Regions from separate parts of the Homo sapiens genome. Here regions 2 and 3 are each linked to region 1. The links are chromatin contacts, found by Hi-C or POLR2A ChIA-PET in ENCODE. All regions are on one chromosome and are shown on one strand. Each heading gives the region's core, a stretch centred on a gene start or an enhancer-like site at or near the end of the contact. The rest is flanking DNA. Distances are from core to core; before and after follow the strand shown.

Region 1 (3,217 bases), core at 530-3,029:
TTATGACAGTCAAAAGCTGGCAACTAAACATAACTGGCACAAGCTCTGCCACCGAGACAATGGAGGCCTGAGTAGTAGGCTCCCTGCAGAATGAAAGGACTGGAGCTGCCAGCATCAACACCAACGCATCTCCCAACAAGGGTGAGTGAAAACACACACCTAAAGACCTCAGAGAGCACGTAAGCACACAGCTGTGCATCCACTCTGAGGGTGAGCCACCAAGCACACGGTGACCCCGGGGAGCGCCCGAAGGGAGTGAAGTATCTGAAGGAAAGAAGGAAGTGAGCGATGGGCAAAGGAGAACCTGAGGACCCTGGCACAGTCTCAGCTGCAAACATCTAGTCTTGCTTAACTGGGGTGCAGAGGCCACTGCACCTCAGGGTTCTCACGAAGCGCCTGACCTCTCTATTTTATTACTATTATTATTATTATTTTTTTTTTTTGAGAAGGAGTCTTCCTCTGTCGCCCAGGCTGGAGTGCAGTGGTGCAATCTCGGCTCACTGCAACCTCCACCTCCCGGGTTCAGGCGATTCTCGTGCATCAGCCTCCTGAGTAGATGGAATTACAGGCATGTGCCAGCATACCTGGCTAATTTTTGCATTTTTAGTAGAGTCGGGGTTTCATTCACCATGTTGCCCAGGCTGGTCTTGAACTCCTGGCCTCAAGTAATCCGCCCGCCTCGGCCTCCCAAAGTTCTGGGTTTACAGGCGTGAGCCACCGCGCCTGAGCCCTCTAAGAGCCCCCGCCTGGCGTCGCTGTAGGCAAATCCCAAAGAACGTGTCCCTTCAGCAGCCGGCTGGGGCGCCACAAACACTATCTGTTGTCTTCGCTTTAGTTTGTGTCAAAGTGACTCAAAGTTACACAACACTGGCGGGCGACTGCCGCCTTTTTACCCTGTGGCCTTTCCCATCCAGGCGTCCAGAGGGTGAGCCCCTGCCCTCCAGGACCCCTCCCTTCCAGGACCCTACCCGTCTGGGACTCAGGCCTTCCCTGACTCCTCCCTCCCGGACTCACCCCTCCCAGATCCCTCCCCTCCGGGACCCTCTCCCCTCCCGGGCCCCCTCCCCTCCGGGAACCCCTCCCCTCCCGGACTCACCCCTCCCAGATCCCTCCCCTCCAGGAGCCCCTCCCCTCTCGGGACCCCTCTCCTCCCGGACCCACCCCTTCCTGACCCCTGCCCTCCCGGACCCCTGCGGGACTAGATGTATACAGCTGAGACCATATCACGGTTCTCACCCTCGCTCTACCCTCCCGGACCCCTGCTCTCCCGGACGCGTGGACTCCAGCTCCCGCCTGGGTCCCCAAAGCGCTGAACCCATGGTCACTTCTATGCGTAGCCCTGGTGCCCGCCGCCCACAGCCGGACCGCACTCCTCGGCCTCCGCCTAACCCCTGGCTCAGCCACACGAGTGACAGCTCTGCCCGCCCGGGCGGGCGACGCCGAGGGGTGGGCTCGGCCCCACCTGAGCAGTTCCCCAGCGCCCCTCTGAAACCCGCCTGTGGTCCCTGGCGCCGCCTCTAGGGGCCGCCGCCGCTCCCCTATGACACAGCAACAATAGGGGCCGCTCTGGTCCAAGCGCCCTGCGGCCCGCGCTTCCGCCGGAAAAGAGCCGCCGGCGCGGGGGCGGACCGGGGAGGAGCGAGTGCGATGGACGGTCGCCCTCGCCAATCGTTGGCAGGTTAGAGCCGGCTGCGCGGCTTACGGGGCTCAATCGGCGGCGAGAGCGGCAGGCGGGGCGGGCCGAACGCGGGTTTCCGGCGGGGCCCGGCAGGCGCCGAGGAGGAAGAGCGAGCCCGGACGGCGCCTCTCGAACGAGTGTGGGCGCGAGGCAGGTGCGGGAGTCGCCGGGCCTGGGGCGGCCGGGGGCGACCGGAGGCGGGGGCAGGGGCTGCTGGACCAAGGATGGGGCGGGGGCAGCCAAGACGAGAAGGTGGCCGGCGCGGCGGGTGGGGCCTGCGGGGGCCGGGCCGGGCGGGGGTTCTGGGGTCTCGGGCGCCGCCCCGGTTCCGCCTGCGGCTCTGAACGTGGGGCTCGGCGGGAGCTCGGGCGGGTCTGCCCCGCGGAGCGGGTCGCCGGGGTGGCGCGTCGAGGCTGGTGCCCCGCGGAGACGGCGTCAAGCCTAGGGCCGGCCCCACTAGGCTTGGCGGGGCTGCCCCGGCCCAGCGCCGAGTGCGGGCGGTGCGATCGTCGTGAGCGGGGCAAACGCGGAAAGGCAGCCCGGCGTGTCTGAGTCTGCCTTAGGCAGCTCTGGGCGCAGGCCCCCTGCTCGCAAACACCCCAGGGGGCGGGAGCTTGCCGGACCGCAGGCGACAGTGACCGCCGCGTCTCAGCGTCCTCTCCGCGCTTTCAGGATGACGACCTCAGGCGCGCTCTTTCCAAGCCTGGTGCCAGGCTCTCGGGGCGCCTCCAACAAGTACTTGGTGGAGTTTCGGGCGGGAAAGATGTCCCTGAAGGGGACCACCGTGACTCCGGATAAGCGGAAAGGGCTGGTGTACATTCAGCAGACGGACGACTCGCTTATTCACTTCTGCTGGAAGGACAGGACGTCCGGGAACGTGGAAGACGTGAGTGTCCCTGAGCCGCAGCAGCAGGACAGGCGACTTCTCGGGCCCTCGGAGTCCTCGCTTTGGAGTTCGCGGTGGGGGCTTGGCCGCATCTGGGGACCGCTCGTGGGGCCGTCATCGACTGCCCTGCTGATGGGTCGTCCTGGTTTCCGCGGTGACAGGGGCATCTCGGCCACTGTGTATCTTGAACTGTCCGTGTGAGGTGCCTGGGTTGGAGGTGTGGCCCTGGAGAGCCCGGAGCTCTGTGCCTGGCCTTGAACTGTCCGTGTGAGGTGCCTGGGGTTGGAGGTGTGGCCCTGGAGAGCCTGGAGCTCTGTGCCTGGCGGCTTCACTCAGTCTTCTTTGTTTTTCAAACTCTTAGTTGTTCTTTGTTACATTTGAGAGCAGTTCAGCGTTGACTTTTTAACTACTCTGGGAATGTTGTTTCCAGCACGTCTCAGAAACCCCGTTGCCATCTGAAAGGCCCCTTTCCCTGCTCTCTCCCCCGGCCTTGCCTTTCATGGGCTGTCTCTGACCCTGGCTTCTCTGCCTTGTGGAGACCCTGCCAGCGAGGGGTCTGGCGGCTTAGCTGCCCCTTGCGCACCCCACCCGGTTAGACCCAGGGCTCAGTACGCTCTCCTGAGACTGGGCACAGTGATGCCATCTGCGCCACT
Region 2 (3,217 bases), core at 204-2,703, 200 kb after region 1:
GGGTGTTGGGGTGGGTGGGTGTTGGGGTGGGTGGGTGTTGGGATGGGTGGGTGTTGGGGTGGGTCCGTGTTGGGGTGGGTGGGTGTTGGGGTGGGTAAGTGTTGGGGATGGGTGGTTGTTGGGGTTGGTCCGTGTTGGCAATGGGTGGGTGAGTTTTGGGGATGGGTGGGTGTTGGGGTGGGTCGGTGTTGGGATGGGTCAGTATTGGGATGGCCGCTGGAGGGTGGGGGCAGCTGGGACCTACCTTGGCTGACCCCTCCCCAGACCCTGACAGTCTGAGAGAGGTGGGCTTGGCATGCAGCGGGCAGCAGAGGAGAGCAGTTAGGGAAGTGAGGCTGGGGAAACAGGGAGGGAGAGAGACAGCTGCGATGTCATTACAAGTCAGTCACCAACAGTTTCCAGGTAGGGAAGGCATCTCTTTATGGCAGCAAAGGTGCCAGGAAGGTGGGCTGGGGTCTTCCAGCAGCTTCCAGAGCTGAGAGCAGCTGCTCAGGGGTCTCAAGTGAGTGTGGTGGGCTAGGCCACCCACGGTTATGCTGCCCATTCCATCCCCCTGCCTGGGGAAGGGCAGGGCAGGAACGAAGGGGGGTCCTTGGTCTCGGCATGGGGCAGGGACCCCCGATGTGGGAGCAATGGACACATCCCAGTCCTCTCTCCGTCTCTGCCTTGTCAAGCAGGAAGCCTTCTTGGGGCCATGGGTCCCTAATGCTTTTCTACGCCCAGCTCAGGTCCTGGGGATCAAGGAGCCGCAGGCTGGGATGGGCGAGCCTCTGCAGGAAGGTCCTGGTTTATTTTTGCGGTCGCTGTGCAGGTCAAGAGTGATGCTGCTTCACCTCTTGTGGCCACCATGGTGGGTTCCTTTAGAAAGATTTATTTAAGGACGTCAAAGAAACTGAGCAGCAGCTGCCTCTGAGAACCTGGCGTAGGGAGGTCTCATCTTCCTGGGGTTATACCCGTTCAAACGCAGAGACAGAGAAGAAACAGGAAGAACTGATCGTGCACAATAGATTCCCCCAAGTTAAAGGTGCGGGGATCTAGAGAGGAGCGTTCAGTAAGCCCCGCACGGGCGTGCTCAGCTCTGTCCCGCATCAGGGAGCCAGGCCAGGAACCGAAATCGGGATGTGGGCCGACGCTTAACCTGGACAGTTGTCCCCTTGGCGTAGAAGACACCAGCACACCCCCTCCACTTTGGACAGATGCCGTGACCAGCCCGGAGCCCCAGCAGCTCCATTCACAAGGTGCTTGGGAAAATAAATTTAGGTGTCTCCATTCGTAACTCAGCAATGTGATTGAGCGTCTGTGGGAGAAGCCTTATTCCTGCAACGGCTGTGTGTGTGTGATGGGCCGGAGCCCGGGGGAGTCAGGAGCTCAGACTCAAGTGAAGCTCAGAGTGAACAGGAAGGGTCACAGCCGCACCGTCCCCCAACCCCCAGGCGGTCAGAATCCAGAGCGTGGGCCCAGGGCTGCCCCTGCCCGTCGGTCCCCGGAGAAAACGCCCGGTGTGTGCGGAGCTTCACCACCAGGGGGAGTCCGAGGCCGTGTCCAACGTGGGTGTGCGGGAGGGCGGGGGGAGGGTGTGAGCCAGCGTGTCTGTGTGTCCATGAGTGTGAGGGTGTGTGCAGGCGTGTCTTACTGTGTATGTGTGGGTGTGAGGGTGTCTGTGAGCCTGTGTGCGTGTGCGGGTGTGTGCAGGCATGTCTTACTGTATACGTGTAGTTGTGAGGGTGTCTCTGTGAGCGTGTCTGTGCATGTGAAGGTGTGTCCATGCGTGTGAGGGCGTGTGCAGGGGTGTATATGTGTGAGTGTGAGGGTGTATTTGTGTGTCTTACTGTATATGTGTGTGAGGGTGTGAGCCAGCGTGTGTGTCCATGCGTGTGAAGGTGTGTGCAGGCATGTCTTACTGTGTATGTGTGGGTGTGAGGGTGTCTGTGAACTTGTGTCATACATATGTCCATACGTGTGAGGGTGTGTGCAGGCCTGGCCTCCTGCACTAGTGTGGGTGTTTGTGTGTGCAGGTGAGAGGGTGTCTGCCTCTGCTGTCGTGGGTTGGGATTCGTGTGTGCAGGTGAGTGGGTGTCTGCGTGTACTGCTAGTGTGGGTGTTCGTGTGTGTGTGTGAGCGGGTGTCTGCGTGTACTGCTAGTGTGGGTGTTCATGTGTGCGGGTGAGCGTGTGTCTGCGTGTACTGTCGTGGGTTGGGATTTGTGTGTGCGGGTGAGTGTGTGTCTACATGTACTGCTAGTGTGGGTGTTCGTGTGTGCGAGTGAGAGAGTGTCTGCGTGTACTGCTAGTGTGGGTGTTTGTGTGTGCAGGTGTGTGTCTGCGTGTACTGCTAGTGTGGGTGTTCGTGTGTGCGGGTGAGCGTGTGTCTGTGTGTACTGCTAGTGTGGGTTGGGATTTGTGTGTGCGGGTGAGCGTGTGTCTGCGTGTACTGTCGTGGGTTGGGATTTGTGTGTGCGGGTGAGTGTGTGTCTGCGTGTACTGCTAGTGTGGGTGTTCGTGTGTGCGAGTGAGAGAGTGTCTGCGTGTACTGCTAGTGTGAGTGTGTGTGCAGGTGAGTGTGTGTCTGAGTGTACTGCTAGTGTGGGTGTTCATGTGTGCGGGTGAGCGTGTGTCTGCGTGTACTGTCGTGAGTTGGGAGCCGTGGATGCCACGCAAGCCCCGAAGCCCCAGCTTTCTGAGCAGCTGGCCTGTGACGGCGGCATCTCAGGCGGCTTGGCTGTGTAGTGGGGATCCCCCAGCAGGCTCCAGGACCAGGGTCTTCTCTTTGGCTCCAGGTGACCCCAGCAGACTGGCCCTGCACCTGGCCCTGTGTTGACATCTCCAGAGGGTTTGTGAGCAGAGATGAGGGCACCTGTGAGGTCAAGGATAGTCTCTGTGTGGCAGCGGGACCTTGGGCCCAGGGGCAGCCTGTGGCTCTGAGGATGGCTGTGAGTACTTGGCAATGACCCTGTTAGTTGAGCTTGTGCCCGGCAGGGCTGAGATCTCCCAGCATGTGGCATGGGCCCCTCACCACCCCGAGTATGGACCCTGATATGGTCTGGCTCTGTGTCCTCACCCAGATCTCATCTTGAGTTGTAACTGAATTGTAATCCTCATGTGTTGGTTGGCAGAGGGACCTCGTGGAGGTGATGAGATCATGGGGGCGGTTCCCCCATGCTGTTCTCAAGACAGTGAATGAGTCTCATGTGATCTGATGGTCTCATAAGGGCTTTTCC
Region 3 (3,217 bases), core at 400-2,899, 170 kb after region 1:
GGAGGCGGGGGCCAGGGGTCCTGCGGATGCCGCTGCGCCCGCTTCCTGCGCCAAAGGGCCGGCGGGGTCCCAAAGGCAGCTCCGGAGCTGGGTGTCGAGGCCTCCAAGGTCCCGGAGGGACGGGATGGGCCCCTGCGGAGCTCAGAGGAGCCGCCTTCGCCAGAAAGTGACTACGCTGCAACCGGGAAGAGCCGCTCCCCTCACAGGCCGAGAATCCGATTCTCCAAACTGATACTCGGGAAGCGACTGAAACCAGGTCTCAAATTAAAATCAGTAAACGTCCTAGAACCGAGACGAATGTGGCCACTTAAATAAACCGATGTTTTGGGCTTTATAAAAATCGTTTCCAAAACTTTTCAAAAACAAAAACAAAAACGATTAAGACTTTTGAGGCTCCACATTGGCACAATCCGGAATGCTGTTTGGAAATAGATGTTCCTTCTCATTAACAGGTTAAAACAGAATTCTGGATGGGTGTTTCCCGTGCGGGGTGTTACCCAGGTTTACTCGTCTCGCCCCGGGGCTGCTGGTGTCGCTCCTGGCAGGGAGGCTCGGACCGTGGGGGAGGATGAGGGGAGCGTTTCGCAGGGTGCGGGTTTGCACCCGGATTCGGCCGCTCCTGGGCCCCGAGACTGTGGAGCCCCCGCACTCACCGAAGGTGGGCCTGCGGCCTGGGAGGCCGTGCAGGACGCTGCCATCGAAGGGCCCGGCAGTCCAGGACTGGGCCACGTCGGGGCTCACGTAGGCCGGGTAGGTGGCGGAGTACGAGGTCCCCACCGGCCGCCCAAGCGGGGCCGCGAACTGTTCTCGAGGCAACAGCGCGCCCTGGTAGGCACTGCCGTCTCGGCCCCCCGCGCTGCCGCCGCTGCCGGGCCCCGAGGGGCTGTGCGCGAAAGGGAAGGCGGTGGCCCCGGGCGGGTGCGCGGCTGGGGGGTGCGGACTGCCCGGGCCGAAGGCCGACGAATCCGCGGTGGCTGTCTGCGCCCAGCCGGGGCGCGCAGCGAGCTCGGGGGGCTGCGGGCTCGGCTCACACCCGGACAGGTAGGACAGCATCGAGGGGACGCGCGCCGGCGGCACAAACATCGGAGAGCCGGCGCCCGGAGCGTGCAGGAAGGAGCCCGAGTCGGCGTAGGCGGCCTGGCGGGGGCTCGCGGCCAGCGCCAGGCTCTGGTACATCCTCCCAGGCGTGGTCTTGACCTGCAGGGAAGAGGGACAGGTGTGGAGGTCACGGGAGCTCTGCGCCCTCCGCCAGCGCCCGAGCTTATGCCGGGCAGGTGCCGCCGCTTCGGGCAGCGCTTCCCAGTCCCCAGCCCGGGACGTTCGCGGGGCGGGTCCCCGAACCCGAGGGAGAGGAACCGCGGGGATGGGAGAGGCCAGCGCGTCATCCCCGGGGCAGTCACAACGCCGAGCCCACCTCCTCCCCGACCGGGCTTCGGAGGTCCCCGGGGTGAGCTCGGTGGGGGCCTGGGAAGGACGGGCCTGGCGCGGCCGCAGGACGCAGGGCCTGGAGAGCGGGGCCCCGCCGCGCTGGGAGGGGCCGGGTGGGGAGGGGCGCGCGGCTGCAGCCCGGGCTGGAGCACTCACCAGCGGGCAGGGAGGGCGGCAGGGCACGGCGGTGGCGGTGGGTCGGCGACCGGCGGGCCGAAGACTGGAAGCCCGGGCCGCTGAGGCTCCGCAGCCCCCTCCGCGCCGCCCCGGCCCGCCCCCGCCGCGCCGCCCCTTCCCTCCCCGCGCCCGCCCCTTCTTCCCCGCAGGGTCAGCGCTGGGGCTCCGGCCGTAGAGCCACGTGACCCTGGCAGGCCCTGCTCGCGGGGCTTGGCGACAAGGACGCACGACACGGGGCGGCCAGCGCGGAGCCCGGACCAGTGCAGCTAGACGGGCGGGCCGAGGGCTTCGTGGGCCCCGGGGAGTCGGGCGCAGAGACTTCTCCAAGTTTGTGCGAGTCCCGAGCCCTCTGCCTCCCTGCCCCGGCCCCCGCCGAAGGCTGGCCTAAAGACGGGCTCCGTGTCTGGTGGCTGAGTCGGTGATCCCGGCCCCGCTCACCGATGGACACGCGGCGGTGGAACCCCGTGGGCCCCCTCGTTGCGTGGCCGCACCCGGGGCTCGGTGCAGGGAACCGGCTTCCATAGGGACGGCCGGCTCGGGTCGCTGGACTGGGACGGGGTGCACTGGCGGGAGCCCCGCGATTTCCTCGGTTTCTGAGCAAGCGGGGCCACAAGGCTCGGGGTCCCAGTGGGAGGTGGGCAGGGTCCAGCCTCTAAGGCCCGATCTGGGTGCCAGGCTCGAAGGCCCCAACCCCGGTGGGGCTCTCAGCCGGCTCTCGGGGACTCGGGAAGAGTTTCCTCCAGGCGCCAGAAATGCGTGTGGGTAGGAGGCGACCCAGGTCAGGGAACCGTGTCCCGCTCGCACTCCCGGTGAGGGCTGCATGGAGGCGCCGCTGCCGCGGAGCAGCTCCGCAGGTTGCGGGAAACGGAACGGCGGGCTCGGAGCACACCGGGTGGACCCAGGCTTGGCGGCCATGAAAGTTCTTTTTTTCTTTTTTTCTTTCTTTCTTTCTTTCTTTCTTTCTTTCTTTCTTTCTTTCTTTCTTTCTTTCTTTCTTTTCTTTCTTTCTTTCTTTTTTCTTTCTCGGAGCACACCGGGTGGACCCAGGCTTGGCGGCCATGAAAGTTCTTTTTTCTTTCTTCCTTCCTTTCTTTCTTTCTTTCTTTCTTTCCTTCCTTCCTTCCTTCCTTCCTTCCTTCCTTCCTTCCTTCTTTCTTTCTTTCTTTCTTTCTTTCTTTCTTTCTTTCTTTTCTTTCTTTCTTTCTTTCTTTCTTTCTCGGAGCACACCGGGTGGACCCAGGCGTGGTGGCCATGAAAGTTCTTTTTTCTTTCTTCCTTCCTTCCTTCCTTCCTTCCTTCCTTCCTTTCTTTCTTTCTTTCTTTCTTTCTTTCTTTCTTTCTTTCTTTCTTTCTTTCCTCCCTCCCTCCCTCCCTCCCTCCCTCCCTCCCTTCCTTCCTTTTGCGGAGTCTCGCTCTGTCTCCCAGGCTGGAGTGCAGCGGCGCGATCTCAGCTCACCGCCTCCCAGGTTCAAGCGATTCTCCTGCCTCAGCTTCCTGAGTAGCTAGGACTACAGGCACCCGCCACCACACCCGGCTAATTTTTGTATTTTTAGTAGAGACGGGGTTTCACCATGTTGGTCAGGCTGGTCTCATCGAGCTCCTGACCTCAGAT

The links. A loop is a pair of places that touch in the nucleus more often than their neighbours do. ChIA-PET counts read pairs that join two places held with the same protein, here RNA polymerase II (POLR2A). Pooled maps may share reads with other maps.
Region 2: a map of gastrocnemius medialis shows a loop between it and region 1 (4-fold over the local background). The contact joins the enhancer-like site here to the promoter of ADRM1 in region 1. A Hi-C loop is called at or near these places in 34 of 168 maps with a recorded cell type or tissue (B cell, CD4-positive, alpha-beta memory T cell, CD8-positive, alpha-beta T cell and 21 more), 33 of 37 single-sample maps with no recorded cell type and 39 of 50 pooled maps. POLR2A ChIA-PET finds 5 or more read pairs at or near these places in 2 of 52 experiments (MCF 10A and activated CD4-positive, alpha-beta T cell).
Region 3: a pooled map shows a loop between it and region 1 (2.8-fold over the local background). The contact joins the promoter of GATA5 here to the promoter of ADRM1 in region 1. A Hi-C loop is called at or near these places in 2 of 168 maps with a recorded cell type or tissue (Calu3 and left cardiac atrium), 1 of 37 single-sample maps with no recorded cell type and 3 of 50 pooled maps. POLR2A ChIA-PET finds 5 or more read pairs at or near these places in 1 of 52 experiments (activated T-cell).

What each region holds. Positions count from the first base shown.
Region 1 is chr20:62,301,218-62,304,434 of GRCh38, forward strand. ADRM1 (ADRM1 26S proteasome ubiquitin receptor) reads left to right here and starts at 1,780. Exons shown (of 10, transcript NM_007002.4): 1 at 1,780-1,832; 2 at 2,351-2,564. The coding sequence starts at 2,352. RefSeq lists silencers at 1,290-1,409, 1,430-1,889.
Region 2 is chr20:62,498,829-62,502,045 of GRCh38, forward strand. No RefSeq gene overlaps it. Among named protein-coding and RNA genes, the nearest start is that of GATA5, 24 kb to the left of the region's middle. RefSeq lists enhancers at 1,239-1,739, 3,205-3,217. Within about 2 kb of position 1,454, at least 5 of the 41 ENCODE cell types and tissues checked have a DNase peak (open chromatin) inside an H3K27ac peak, as active enhancers do; they include gastrocnemius medialis and psoas muscle, where a contact is called at or near this core.
Region 3 is chr20:62,474,346-62,477,562 of GRCh38, forward strand. GATA5 (GATA binding protein 5) reads right to left here and starts at 1,650. Exons shown (of 7, transcript NM_080473.5): 1 at 1,585-1,650; 2 at 654-1,197. The coding sequence starts at 1,176.